Linked DNA regions of Homo sapiens: region 1 is linked to region 2. A link is a loop called in an ENCODE intact Hi-C map of the cell type or tissue named here. Cell type or tissue: dorsolateral prefrontal cortex. All regions are shown on one strand. Each heading gives the region's core, and the rest is flanking DNA. Links, peaks and the distances in the headings are about the cores only. Region 1 has its middle 34 kb from the start of VPS33B-DT. Region 2 has its middle 59 kb from the start of CRAT37.

What was found. Hi-C counts contacts between places; a loop is a spot of excess contacts. Peaks named below come from ENCODE experiments on the same cell type or tissue, not always from the same donor. Only the 100,000 strongest peaks of a DNase experiment are listed, where the experiment ranks them.
Region 1: it touches region 2 in a loop (2.9-fold over the local background); 7 of 110 quality-filtered maps call a loop at or near these places.

Annotation. Positions count from the first base shown.
Region 1 is chr15:91,052,863-91,060,384 of GRCh38, forward strand. No RefSeq gene overlaps it. Among named protein-coding and RNA genes, the nearest start is that of VPS33B-DT, 34 kb to the left of the region's middle. In dorsolateral prefrontal cortex, for the core only: CTCF peaks have their summits at 3,176 and 3,375; a DNase peak (open chromatin) is centred at 3,209; H3K4me3 peaks cover 773 bases; H3K27ac peaks cover 448 bases.
Region 2 is chr15:91,518,882-91,526,403 of GRCh38, forward strand. No RefSeq gene overlaps it. Among named protein-coding and RNA genes, the nearest start is that of CRAT37, 59 kb to the left of the region's middle. In dorsolateral prefrontal cortex, for the core only: CTCF peaks have their summits at 3,925 (motif pointing left) and 4,129; no DNase peak of the experiment used is centred there; H3K27ac peaks cover 918 bases.

The sequences.
Region 1 (7,522 bases), core at 883-5,882, 470 kb before region 2:
TTCTAAAGATTTTGGGCAGGGTAAAGAGTCTGTTCTCAGACTCCTGGACTGTAAGACTCAGTTCAAATGTCCCTGTCTCTGTTGTCTTCCCTGACCAATCCCTAGTGACTGAGTGCCCGTCTCCTTTTCACTGCGGGTCCACTGTGTTCTCTTCAGGTGCAGTGTTGCTGCTTTTGTTTAGAGTCCATCTTCCTCATGAGACTGTGAACCCCTTGAGGGAGAAGATTGTGCTTTGTCTTTGATCTGCTGTATTGTACATAGTGAACAGTGTCTGTTTTCAAATTTTAAGTTAATTTAAACAACATCTTTAATGGCCGGGCGTGGTTGTTCACCCCTATAATCCCAGCACTTTGGGAGGCTGAGACAGGCAGATCACTTGAAGCCAGGACTTCAAGACCAGACTGGCCAACATGGTGAAACCCTGTCTCTACTAAAAATACAAAAATTAGCCGGGTATAGTGGTGCACGCCTGTAATCACAGCTAATCGGGATGCTGAGGTAAGGAGAATCGCTTGAACCCAGCAGGTGGAGGTTGCAGTGAGCCGAGACCGTGCCACTGCACTCCAGCCTGGGCGACAGAGTGAAACTCTGTCTAAACAAAAACAAAAACAAAAAAACACACACAAAAAAATCACCAAATTTTAATAATTATATACAGTTAAAAAAAGTCAAACAAATAAAAGGTTTATAAACCTTAACTTCCCCCTCCTAGTCTTAGTACTGCTCTTCAGAAGGAAACACCTCTGTTTCAATTTTTAGTCCTCTGACTCTGAGTGTTAATTAGCTTCTCTAAGTAGTAAAGTTGTACTACTACACCACCAACCCTGTAGGGCTTTATCTACTGGTTTCTGCTGTGGTTGATGAGAATTTAGTTCACCTGTACCACCACCCACCTTTCCTGCTCCAACTGGTTCCAAGCCTTCACCCCTCCCTAACCCCAGGCCCACTGCCATGTGACTTTGCAGCCCTGCCCACTTGTGTATCCCCAGATTTTGACTTTGGGCTTAGCCACGTGATATGCTTTAGATAATGGGATGTTCTCAGGTATGATGTAAGTAGGGGTTAGAAAAGTGCTTGTGGGCCAGGTGCGGTGGCTCATGCCTGTAATCCTAGCACTTTGGAAGGCCGAGGCAGGTGGATCACTTGAGACAAGGAGTTCAAGGCCAGCCTGGCCAACATGGTGAAACCCTGTCTCTACTAAACATATAAAAATTAGCCGGGCATGGTGGCACATGCCTGTAATCCCAGCTACTTGGGAGGCTGAGGCAGGAGAATCACCTGGACCCGAAAGGCAGAGGTTGCAGTGAGCCATGATTGCGCCGCTGCACTCCAGCCTGGGCAACTGTGTGAAAGAGTGAGACCCTGTCTCAAAAACAAAAGAGAGAGAGAAAAAAGAAAAGTGCTTGTGCAGTAGGGTCTGTTCTGTTGTACCTCTGTCATCATCTGGCTAGCCTGCTGGTCTTGGGAGGAGCATAGAAAATGTAGGGCAACACCATCCCAGTCACTTATAGACTCATATACAGAAGCAAAGCAATCTGGCCAGACCCAGCGTAGATCAGTTGAATTATAGTATGTCTGCAGATGGATGAACAATCATAAATGACTGTTGTATCAAGCCACTGAATTTTTGGGTACTTTGTGATGCAGCAGTAGCTAACCAATACATACCACAATCTACCTTCCCAGCCCCCCTCTTCCTTCTCCAGTTATATCATCATTTTTGTTCCTCAGTTGTTACCAGTTTGACCTTTCTCATTCCATTAATTATTGATGGTATCTCTTCTCTCCCCATTTTGTATCATAAGTTTATTTTCACTCCTCTTCCTTCCACCTCCACTCACCACTTTCCTGATTTCATCAGGAAATTCCAACAGCTGATTTCCATCAGGAAATTCCAACAGCTGATTTTTGTCAGCTACATCTTAGCTTTTACACAGAGACGTCTGATTTAATTAACATTTTGCTTTGTAACAGAATTTTTGGACACCTGGTGCTTTCTGAGTCCATAAGGTTTCCATGGAGGAAAATTGACAAAAGATTCTTTCAGAGAAAACCCACAATTTCCCATTAACTAGTTTAGTGTGTTTTCCTTCCTTGCAACCAAATCATCCCAGATTAGTATACCCTCAGTCCCATCAAAGCTCCTGGGGACCAAAATGTCAGCAGCAGTAAGACAGAACGGCAGGATGAGACTTATTTGCATTGAGTTATGTTGGGTTGTTAGCTGCGGTAATAAAACCCTGGGATGTTTCCTCTCTGACAACTCTTTCTATTGTCACAAACATTTGTGCTAGTAGCAGATGGATAGGTCACATCAATTTAATGTAACTACTGTACTTTACAAGGCTCTGTCTTCATTAACAAAGATCAATTAAACCAAGATCGGCATTATGCCCAGGAAATCAGTGTGACATTTAACAAGAAGGATATTCTCGATGGACACACTTTGCCATAATTTTTTTTTAACACATATAATAAAAAATTGGAGGTGAAAACGAGTAGATATTTTGTAAGGTTTAGGCTGGAGATGGTGATGTTGGAACCTGGAATTCTCAATTGGTAGGAATGCTATCCTTGGGTTTGAGGAATCTCAGATCTTTCCTGACCCCTCCACACCTACATGGGCCAGAGAGTGTAATGAGGGACCCTTCCCTTCTGCGGACATTCATTCCTTTATTTCCCCCATATTCTCTGGAATCATGAAAAGAACCTGGATTTGAGAGTAGACAGTTTTACATTTGAGCGGCCACTTTACCATGACTTTGCAAGTGGAACTTGGGCAAGTTCCTTAATGTTTCTGATCTTCAGTTTCCTCAAATAAGGAAAATAAATAAATGCCTAATAGGTTCTGCTGTGAAGAGTCAATGAGCAAAGCATCTCATATGCCTGAGTCATAGAGAGCACATAACAAAAGATAGCTCGTTTTATTCTTATTATTCATCACCTTGAGACACATATTTATCTTAATATTTAACTTAGCTCACTTTATTATCCCATACCATTTGTAGTGAGAATGTATTTTTCCCCTGCTATCCTTTCTTCTGTGATAACTCCAACGTCTCTCCTCCCTCAGGGATATTCCTTGATTCTTGGATGCTGTCTCCTCCAGCAGAGAAAACCGGAAGACAAGGGTGTCCCAGAGTTTTGGCTGTTGTTGCTTGTCCTAACACACGATGGCACTGTTGAAACAGGCAATCTTGCCATTGGGTGCCATCCTCCCGGTACAATGCCCAGGGATCTTAGGGAACCAGGCAGGCACCTGCGTGGAATATAGAGATCCGGCAGCAGCTGCTACAGCCCATCTCAGCCTTGTGGAGAGATCACTTTTATTTAAGTACGGCTTGTGATGGAAACAGACCTGCAAGCCTATTGTGTGTGCAGGAGGGATCCTCACCCTGGTGTACCCGCCCGTGTCTGAGACTCAGTCCCACTTCCTTGTTTAATTGCTCTGAGCTTTGAGTTGACACATCCAGAAGCTCCATGATAAGTGATTTCTCTCCATGCAGACAGCTACCGTCATACTCAAGTAATTCGCATTCTCCTCTCTGGCAGTATTCACGTGCAGGTTCCTGCCACAAAGACGCCCTTGTAGGGAACCAGCTCTGAATAAAGCTTGGAAAACTCACACCTCCCTGGGCACATCTCTGCCCAGATGAGTTCCTTGGACCTGCATGTTTCTGCCCACACTCATGAAACCTGGTCTGGAATTAGCTGTCAGCGCTGAAGGAATGTTGGCGTAAACATCACTCGTCCACTTTCACCTTTTAACCAAATCTCAGGACTTTAAATGCATTGAGGGTGTTTGCCATGGGAAGGAGGGGCATGAAGAGATACCCAAGATAAATGGTTTAATCGAGAAAACAAATTGGCAAACTAGATGTATAACATGATCCCATTTCCCTGTTTTTTCTTTTGCACTTCTCTATTGTCTGAATTTAATGTATTTTACAAAGTGTATGAATTAGTTTTACATATAGGAAAACATGACAAAGATTTAAAAAACCACCCTATTCTGCCAGCAAGTTGGTTGGAAATAGAGGCTTCAACTGAAAGAAAAAAGTAGGGGGATAATGTGGGGTCTTTATCAGTATTGCTTTTGGAAAAATTGAAAAATCATCAAAATTATTTTTTCTAGTGATATATGACCCAGAATCAAATTTTAAAAGATTCTTTCTTTCTTCCTTCCTTCCTTTCTTTCTCTCTCTTTCTTTTCTTTCTTTCTCTTTCTTTTTCTTTCTTTCTCTCTTTCTCTCTCCCTCCCTCCCTCCTTTCCTTCTTTCTTTCTTTCTTTCTTTCTTTCTTTCTTTCTTTCTTTCTTTCTTTCTTTCTCTTTCTTTCTTTCCTTTCTTTCTCTTCTCCTCTTCCTTCCCCTCTCCTCTCCTCCCCTCCCCTCCCCTTCTCTTCCCTATCTTTCCCTTCCCTTCCCTATCCTTCTGTTCCCTTCCCTATCCTTTCTTTTCCTTCTTTCTGCAGTCTCACTCTGTCACCCAGGCTGGATGAAGTGCAGTGGCACGATCTCGGCTCACTGCAAACTCCTCCTCTTAGGTTCAAGCAATTCTCCTACCTCAGCCTCCATAGTAGCTGGGACAAAATTATCTTTTAAATCAGCACAAAACAAAATTGATAAGGTAATATAAAAGCATATTGTGAGCTGGCCTTTGCTTCCTTAAAATGATTTCTGAAGAGATCAAAACAATTTCAAGGAACAGGCATAGTGGCTCACGCCTGTAATCCCAGCACGTTGGGAGGCTGAGGTGGGAGGATTGCTTGAGCCCAGAAGTTTGAGAACAGCCTGGGCAACACAGTGGGACCCCATCTCTACAAAAAATAAAAAAACTAGCTGGGCATGGTAGTGTGTGCCTGTAATCTCAGCTACTCAGGAGGCTGAGGCAGGAGGAGCGCTTGAAGCCTGGCATGTCGAGGCTGCAGTGAGCTGAGATTGTGCCACTGCACTCTAGCCTGAGTGACAGGCAAGACCCTGTCTCGAACAAAACAAAACAAAACAACACAAAACAAAACAAAAGAAAACACCAGTATCAAGGTCTAACAGTAACCATACACTAAGGACAACAGCAGAATCAGGCAAGAGCAAATGGTGTTTCTATGTACTTGTGGCCAAGAAAGATTTCTGTGCTTTCTTTTCATGTAGGCTTCCTTCTTCTGTTTTTACTTTTGATCAAGTGGTTTATATTTGATTATGCCTCCACAATGTAGAGCGTCTGAGCAGCATCTCTCTATTTAGTTAGAGATTAAAAACTGAAGAGATGAAGGAAATTGACATTTAATGAATATCAACTGGTACTGAGCACTGGGCCAGTGACTTTACTGCCTTTATGGCGCAGAAGCCTATGTCCAAGAGGGGTTAAGAGCAAATTCAAAGCTGTTGGCTTTTGAAGACACTTGACCCTTGGATCCTGCATCTGTGAACTTGGGAACTGCAAATATGTATACTTCTTTATGGAAGGGAAGAATTCAAATTTTTCCAAATATATATTCAAGTCTATTTTAGCTGCATATGTTTTCTGTATTAATTGGGTGATGTTAGCTGCTATAGTAGATTAACACCACTTCTCAAGGATTAACACGAACAAACATATTTCTCTCTTAGTTTCCTGGTCCATACTGATTGGCTACTCAGAGCCCAGGTGCCTTCATCCTGTGGCTCTGCCCTCTGCTAAGTTCCCAGAGTTATTTTCATTCAGCAGATGGGTCAGGGAGAGTGACTGTGTGGAAGACACGTATGTTTCTTAGTCATTTTGACCTGCAGGAGACAACAGCACAGCATCATTCCCTTGGTGAGAGCTAGTCCTGCCTAGAACTGGGGCTGGGCAGCCCCTTCCCACAACGACTGTGCACGGTGGAAGGGATCAGTTATCTTTGATGGTCAGCCAATCGTTTCTACACGGGTATACTCATGACTCAAATCAACGATTCTGGAAAAATGTAATTTTTAATGTCCTCAAAGTCACTTTCCAACTTCAGCAGTGAAAATGGCAAGAAAGAGAGGTCATTTGGAGTCCACTCAGAGAGAAGGTCGAGATTCAGATCAGGCGTTCTGGAGCTTCCTGTTTGTATTTGCACAAGCAAACTATCTCCAGACCCAGTATCTCCTCAGCAGGTTGGTCAGAGAGCAGGCAGAAGCATATCTATCTGTCAACAAATTCTTTAAAAAGGTAAAATTCCTCAATGGATTGTAGTAACGCAAATGTAATATATGTTTCCAAATATTGTTAGTGTAATTGGACACCCATTTGTGTGAGAAGTAGCTATACTTTTAATATGCTGCTGGTGGAATTTTTAATTGGTTTAGCCATTGAGAGAACACACTGGCATCATATCTTAGAGTTGAAAATGGAGGCATCCTATGACCCAGCAATTCCATCTGTACCATTGATAAGGATTTTTTTTTTCCCAATCAGCAACCCTGGATGACCAAATAATGCAAACAACTGCGTGTATGAATGACTCCGAGTGGTTTCATTTTTTTGACAAGATGATATCTTAAGAGCAGGAAAAAATCGACCAAGTTCTTATGAGAGAGAAATAAATTCTTCCAGCATGCTGCTATCAGTAGCTGAACATGCACATTGGCAGCAAGTTCTAAATGATGGAGACCATCACGCTGTTTGCCTCACGGACATTCTCTGAGCAAGTCTATTCAAAAGTCAGAATTTGATCAGGTAAAGGTATCTGTGCAAAGAAGAATCAATGCAGTACTATCTCACGTAGTCTCATGGGATGGAAAACATGAGAAGGAATCAACTTTACAGTGATATTTTAACCAGTATCTATATATTTTTATCAACAGAAGTATTGATTCAAGTAGAATGGAAATGTTGTAGAATGTATCTGTTGTAGGAAAAGTGGAGATTTGTAGGTAATATTTTGCTTCTCAGACTGGCTATTTGAGTGACATGATAGGAACACAGGGGGTCACCATCGTGGCAGATGTAGCAAATTTTGTTTTATATTGTCACTTATCTGAGAACTTTCCCTCTTCAGAAGTACAAACGTATAGAAAATAAAATAGGCTTCTGAGCAACAGAAATATGTCACAGACATTATGAGCTGAACTTATGAAGGCTTCTGTGAGATTTCCTCAAAATATCACGCCAAGCTTATTTTCTATTTATTTTCTTATGTTTTTGTCTGATAAGCCTGGCTAGCTCTTTCCTCCTTTGAGCAGCACTGTAAGATGTAGCATATTAGAAATGTGTCTGTGTGCATGAAAAAATGCTCATCATCACTGGCCATCAGAAAAATGCAAAACAAAACCACAATGAGATACCATCTCACACCAATTAGAGTGGCAATCATTAAAAAGTCAGGAAACAACAAGTGCTGGAGAGGATGTGGAGAAATAGGAACACTCTTACTCTGTTGGCGGGACTGTAAACTAGTTCAACCATTGTGGAAGACAGAGTGGTGATTCCTCAAGGATCTAGAACTAGAAATACCATTTGACCCAGCCATCCCATTACTGGGTATGTACCCAAAGGATTATAAATCATGCTGCTATAAA
Region 2 (7,522 bases), core at 1,253-6,252:
CTGCTCTGGCAAATTAGTAAAGCAGAGAAAGGGGTTATGGGAACCTCTGATTTGTAGCGAATTAGACAGAAATTGTGAGTAAGCTGATGATGAAAGAAAAACTTCAGCTGAATTAAAATTAAAAGCGATTAATTGAGCAATGCATGATTTGCGAATTGGATAGCCTCCCAAGCCAGAGTAGGCCCAGGGACTCCAGCTCAGCCACATGGTGGAAGAAGATTTATGGACAGAAAAGGGAAAGTGATGGACAGAAAACAGAAGAGAGGTACAGAAACGGGATTGGGTATAGCTCTGTGTTTGCCTTATTTAAACATGGTTCAAACAGTTGGGCACATTTGATTGGCCAAAACGTGGTGATTAGCACAAGAGTAGGCTACAATCTGTTTACACCTCCACTTGTTATAGGTCACAATGTACAGAGAAACCTTTAGGCCAAACTTAGAATATGTAAGGAGGCAGCTTTGGGCTAAACTTGATTTAACACTGGGAACCTACTACTGGCAATTGATACCCAAAGCTGGTGACAGTCTTGCGGGACTGAGCCCCAAACCTCTAGGTTGTCTACTAACTTTGGTTAGTGTTATAATTGAACTGAGTTGCAGGGCACCCCGCTGGCATTGGAAAATTGGTCAGTGTGGGAGAAAACCCACACACCTGGTCACAGAAGTATTGAATGTTGGTATAGAGAAAAAGAGTATTGGTATAGATTTTTCCTGTATCACAGTAAGCTTGCTTTAGTATTTGAAAATCAAAAAATATAATTTATTATAACTTAATAAAAATTAAAACCACATGACTATGTAAATAGATATAGAAAAAGTATAAAATTCAAAATGAATTCATGATTAAAAAGAGTAGAAGCTTTAAAATAAAACTAAAAATATATTTTGGACTAAATGGCTCACCATACTAGGCTTAGTGAGGAACACAGAATCTTCTCAATGGTTTATGCTAAGTTGATGTTGATTTGATACCTGTATTTAAAAAGTGAACTTTGATTCTTACATTTACCACAGAGAAAAATATTTTAAGGTGGAGTATAGATTGTGACCTAAAGCAATTACGCTTTAGAAGCAAACAAGGGAAAATAGTTTCATGATACTGGAATAAGCAAAAAAGTTTTAAACAGGGCATGAGATGCGCTAACCATAAAAGAAAATATTGATAGAGATTTCTTTAAAATTTATTAAAAGGCACTATTACTGGAGTGAATTGGCAATTCCCAGAGAAGATGCTTGTGATAAATACATCCAAAACAGGACCCATATCCAGAATATATTTTTTAAAACTCCTACAAATCAATTATAAAAAGATAGCCCCTAAAATGGGTAAAAGGCTTGAATAGACTTCTCAAGGTAACATATCTGAATCCCACCCCCTCAATACATAGAGAGATGTTCAACATTGTTAGTGATTAGTAAAAACAGATACTAAAACCACAGTGTGATAACATCACATTATCAGAAATGTTAGTCTTTCTACTAGAAAGGCTAACATCAAAAAGCTGTTGATACCTGGTGTTGGTGAGACTCTAAACAACTGGAACTCACTCATACTATCAGAGGGAGTATTTAATTGCTACAACCACTTTACAAAACTGTTTTTCAGCACCTATCAAAGCTGAATACATTTCTACGCTATGACCCAACAGTCCTACTCAGCAGAAACGAATACTTAACGTTCACTAAAAGACATGTTCAAGGATGATGAGAGAAGCTTTATTCGTAACTGTCTAAAAACATTTTGAGACAGGGTCTCACTGTGTCTCTGAGGCTGGAGTGCAGTGGTACGATCATGGCTCACTGCGGCCTTGACCTCCTGGGTTTAAGTGACCCTCCCACCTCAGCCTCCCAATCATGCCCAGCTAATTTTTATATTTTTTGTAGGGACAGGGTTTCACGATATCGCCCAGGCTGGTCTCAAACTCCTGGGCTCTAGTGATCTGCCTGCATTGGCTTCCTAAAACATTGGGATCACAGACATGAGCCACTGCCCCCAGGCCATAATTGTCTACATATGGAAGTAACCCAACTTTCCATCAAAACTGTAATAGAGAAATAAGTTGTGTTGTATTTATACAGTACAACTACACACAGCAATGTAAAAAACCTACTGATAAACATAATAACATGGATGAATCTCACAACTATGTGGAGTGAAATGAGTCAGAGATAAAACATCACATAGCGTATGATTCCGTGTATGATTCTCAAATACAGTCAAAACTATGGTGATGGAAGTCAGAATGGTCGTTAACTTCAGGGGCAGGATGCTGACTAGGTGTGGAGTGTAGGGAGCCTGTGTCTGTAAAGATATAGAAGAGAACTATTCTAGTCTTTATCTGTCTGGTGGTCACACGACTGGACATTTTACTTAAAAACTCATCAGGCTTCTAAGATTTGGTAATTTTATGATACATTTTATTTATTAACTTTCCTAAAATTATAACTCAATTTTGAAAGTTACTTTCAAACATAGAGGGAGAAGATGGTTGGGAGACCTGAGTAGCTGTGAAGCGGCTACATTGTCTGGGGTATATGCCCTGGGGTTCATTGTCAGGTGACAGGAAAATTTAGAGCACAGACACACATGAGTTTAGGAGTGGAGGTTTAATAGGCAGAAGATAAGAGAAGGAGAAATAGCTTTCTCTATAGACAATGGGTTCTCCGAGCAGAAAGGACCAGTGGGTGGTGGATATGCTGAATTTTATAGTCAGGTTTGAGGAGGCGGTGTCTGATTTACGTAGGGCTCACAGATTGGTCCAATGACGTTTACATAGTGCACGGGGAAGCCTGTTCACCCCACCCTAATCTTATTACACAAATGGGCTTTCCAGTTGATTGGGGACATCTTGTCTGCCTCTTACTGTACACGTGGTTGACAAAGGGAAGATGGAGCCACCATCTTGAACATGTCTAGTTCTTAGTTCCTGCTGGCATTCACCCATGCAAGCTCCCAGCTTGCTTGTCTATGTCTGCAGCTCGACTTTACGGGCTGCTCTTTGTTAGAAAATGATTTGGGGCTGCTTTTCATTAAAAAGAATAGCGTTACTGAGGATTCCCATACCCTTACTGTCTGCCTAAGTGATTTCTTCTTCACTCCTAAATCAGCTGGAGCCTCGATTAGATCTGTAGATATTAACACAGGGGCAGCTTACCTTAATACTGCAAATTCACTGCCTGTTACTTCTGCTCCTATCCTATGTGGGAAACAGAAAAATGTTACAGCTCAATTCCTCCTCACCTCCTTTTGTTAGTTATTTAGCAACTAAGTGATGATGAATCATTGAACTAAGATTGTTTTCCAGACCACTGCATACTGAGGTTATATTAGTGTATTGCAATTTTCTGAATATATGATCTGTTACTGTACTTCTGTCAACTCCTTCTAAATGTAGTTACATAGTATGAGTCAACTCTTTGAGTTTTCTATTTAAAACTGTATGTTAATGGAGTCACTTTAGGTATTAGTAAAAAAGGTCACTTGAATTTTGACGCTTGGTCCAGTGTTTCCAATTTTATGGTCCAGATTTGGCAGACCAAATCGGCCACCATTTCTCTTTTTGGAAAAGCAGGTAGTCTTTTGCCAGGAGGTAAAATGCCAGCCACTCTTCGTGCAGATAAAGTTCTCTGGGCTACAAACTATTCAGTTACACTGCTTCAGAAATATTTGTTTTTCCTGGAGAGGTGTGGTCTTTCTCTCTGTCTCAAGCACCACTGCAATATTCCCAAGAGTCTTTCCCCAAGTTGAAAAAAGAAATAACAAAAAATGCAACTTACAGATAGCCTATTCATGTAAATTTCCAGATACCAAAATACATTCCCACTCTGATTCACTCAGGGCAACTCTTTCTCCCTTCTTACCAGATTCTAAGTTTGGATGCTCTGGGTCAATGGTACCATCTGGTGCTTGAAGTGGGGAATTGTTCTCATCACTGTATTTTCTCTACAACTTTTTTCTTTTTTTACCCTCCAACAAGATGATGCCCAGATGAGGGTGCTCTCATTTCGTTGGTCTTTCACCATTTTCAACTGTGCCAATTCAGTGACTCTTTCCCTCAGACTTGCCCCTTGGCTGCTGGGTCTCAGGAATATGTTAGGCAGTGGCATGAATGTTGAACAACACACTTTGTTTCTGCCTTTACCTTGCTCTCTTTCTTTCAAGTTTCACAAAGTAACCCCTTAAAATGGTCGCACCTTAACCTTGAGGTCAGGAGACTGAGGGTGAGAGAAGTCAATAGGCTTTCCTTCCTGTCACACACAGGCAGAACCTGGGCTGACACAGGAGCCTGGGTTGTTCACAACTGTCTTGGTTAGACAACTTGGAGAATCTGGGGACACACAGAAACCAAGAAAAATCTATGGTATTCATTTTCAATCATCTAAACTTTCCTAGAGAATTTGGTAATACTTCTAAATGCAAGTAAGTGAAGGCACTTTTGTTTTGTTTTGTTTTGTTTTGAGATAGAGTTTCGCTCTGGTCACCCAGGCTGGAGTGCAATGGCATGATCTCAGCTCACTGCAACCTCTGCCTCCTGGGTTCAAGCGATTCTCCTGCCTCAGTCTCCCGAGTAGCTGGAATTACAGGTGCCCGCCACCACGCCTGGCTAATTTTTTTTTGTATTTTTTAGTAGAGATGGGGTTTCACCATGTTGACCAGGCTGGTCTCGAACTCCTGACCTCAGGCGATCCACCCGCCTCGGCCTCCCAAAGTTCTGGGATTACAGGCGTGAGCCACTGCACCTGGCCAGCACTTTTGTTTCATAAATTTATATTAGTTTGGGTTTCCTAATGTGTGGGCTCATTTGATGTGTCTGCCTTATCTTTCTTCCTTTTTGTGTTTCTGTATTGGACCCTCTCTGTTGGTCTGGGAAGCAGATGGTCTTTGTCAATTGACTCATACCAGACATTTGAATTTCCCCTACAAGTATATCTATGCTCAGTGACTTTTCTCTGCAGACCAGAATAATATTTCAGCATCTCTATGCTTACAAATGATGCACCAGATGGATGCTTGAGCAGAAATGATATATAGATTCTTATTACATAAATGACATGCAAGATACAGAGTCAACTGAAGTTAGGTCTACTGTGATTGTGCTTGATTTATCAAATTAAAGGGGCTCTCTGGTTGGTTTGTCTATAATTCTCTTTTTTTGCCTTCACTTGATCATAATTTGGTGAGTTTAGAGAAAATGAATTTCTGGATTGCTTGAGTTTTGGCCTGCATGCATGAACCCGTTCAGTAACCGCTTGATGACTACCTACTATTGCTAGGTATTGGGAACATAAAGTTAATGGCATGCAGTTTTTCCATGAGCTCAGTTGGTGATAGACCAGGAGCATCGTCATCTTCGACAAACACCACCACTTTTAAGTTCCAGCTCCCTTTCTAGCCTCATGCATTTCAAGGAAATCACTTCTCTTCAAGCAGCCAGAAAGAGTAGACAGGAAAACACAGATAAGACAGCTCGGGCACAGAGAGAGGTTGGGGGAAAGTCTTTTGGGTAACTGCCAAACTTCACCTTCATACAATGGGCCCCAGTAAAACAGTGGGCCTTAATAAGCACATTCCTTTCCCTTCAGGTGCACTAAGATAGGGAAGCTAAAAGCAGACTCAGGTGGGGTATGCCTGCATCTGCAGAAAGATGTATGGGAACAGACACACAACTCTCCCTCCCAGATAAGCACAACAAAGAGACACAGAAGCAGTCCAAGCTTCTGATAAACTCTCCCACCCCGAATCCCTAAAAACTCAGTCTGTAAGAGAGCATGCCTCTCACCTAAGTCGGCCAGAAGCCCCTCTCAGGTTTGTTTTTTCTAAAATAAATCTGTCCTGACTGGCAAGCCACCTTTTTGTGCTTCTTTCCTCTTTCTTTAATTCTTATAGTTTGAAAGAGAGACTTGTGAATAAATAATTAAAGAAATATGATTAGTTAAAAAATATAGGTATGAATAAATAAAGTTTTATGAGATATAGAACAAAAAGGAGTTTAATTTTACCCAGTAAGGTCAGGGAAGACTTTGTAGGACCTGATAGCCTATATATATATGTACACCTGTGTGTGTATATATATATACACACATACATATATATATGTATATAATTAGTTGAAACTATGCAGACAGAGAAGGCAACAAGCATTAAGGTGAGAAGGTGCCCCAAGTAAAGACCACTAAATCCTTGATCAACTAAGGTCCTTTCTTAGCATATCAAATGTACTACCTATTTGTATACTACAAATATATGGACTGTTATTGATGAAAATGGAAATATGGAAAGAACCATTTAAAATAAATGATGGTTTTTACTTTACTAAGATCAAGTATTTAATGATTTAGTGCTTCACTTAAGGAATCAGAATTGTGCTTTGGGGAAAGCTTAGCATTTAAAATGAAGAAGAGAAATAGGCGTGGATAGCAGGGTCAGTGAGAGATTTTTCAAGACTGAAAATCTCTGGGAGAGAAAGAACAAATCCAGAGATACACTTTAGTGTGCATTGCTCCATTCTATTTGCCTCCTTGGCAGGAATGTCACTTGTGGTTTATTTTCTAGACCCATGATATATGGTCCCTTTGCTCACAGCCAGTTAAAGGGAGGTGGGTGCTGAGCAGGTAAAATTCCATGTATGCCAAAGTCCCTCGGGGTTGGGAATTGGTTCTATCCACCCTGTGTGGGGGCACATAGATTTTAGCATACCTTGTATGTTATATTGCATCAGCAGCTGTTTCTGGATATGTTGCAGGTTTCCTCCCAGCCTCTGGACTACTAGATTTTTTGCATTTCTTCCTGACACCAAAACTGGTTTCCCATATAACATCCCCTGTAGATTGTGGGAGCTACTTCCCACTATATTCCTTTTTTCTGTTTATTCTCTATGGGTGATTTTTTTCCGTGAACCTATTTGAGGCAATCATGGAATTTGATGGGGAATACTTTGCCCCTGCTCCCTGATACTGTGCAGATGAATTAAGCCTTCCAACTTATCGCTATAACACCAAGCCTGCACTGCAGAGAAGCCACTCACACCCTACCCCTCCCAACACTCTGGCATTATTCTTAGCTCCAGTCCCAATCTGCTGGCCTCAAAGCTTTTGAAAAACACTTTCCATGTGCTCTCATTCCTCCTGGCTTCCTGCTTACGGCCCTGCTGCTCTGTCAGGCTCTGTTTCTTTGCTTCTTCCTACCACCACATGCTGCTCTTTAGCCATCCTTTTAAGCAACTCATCCAACTGAGCCATCCCTGGGACTATCTCTAGACTGGAGGCCACTGTGGGGGCACCCTCATAAGATTTTCTCTGGTCCTTGCTGCAAAGACTACTGTATATATCAAATGATGGCCATAATAACGAGGGCTGTCTGTGAGGGGCTTTACGCACATTATCACATTTAATATACACAATGTATTTTAGGTTATTCATAACCATTCTCACTTTTTACACAAAGAACTTACAGGTCAGAGAGGTAAAATGCTCTGTTCAAGGTCAAGTAATTGGAAAATGGAAGCTCAAGTTTGTCTGAC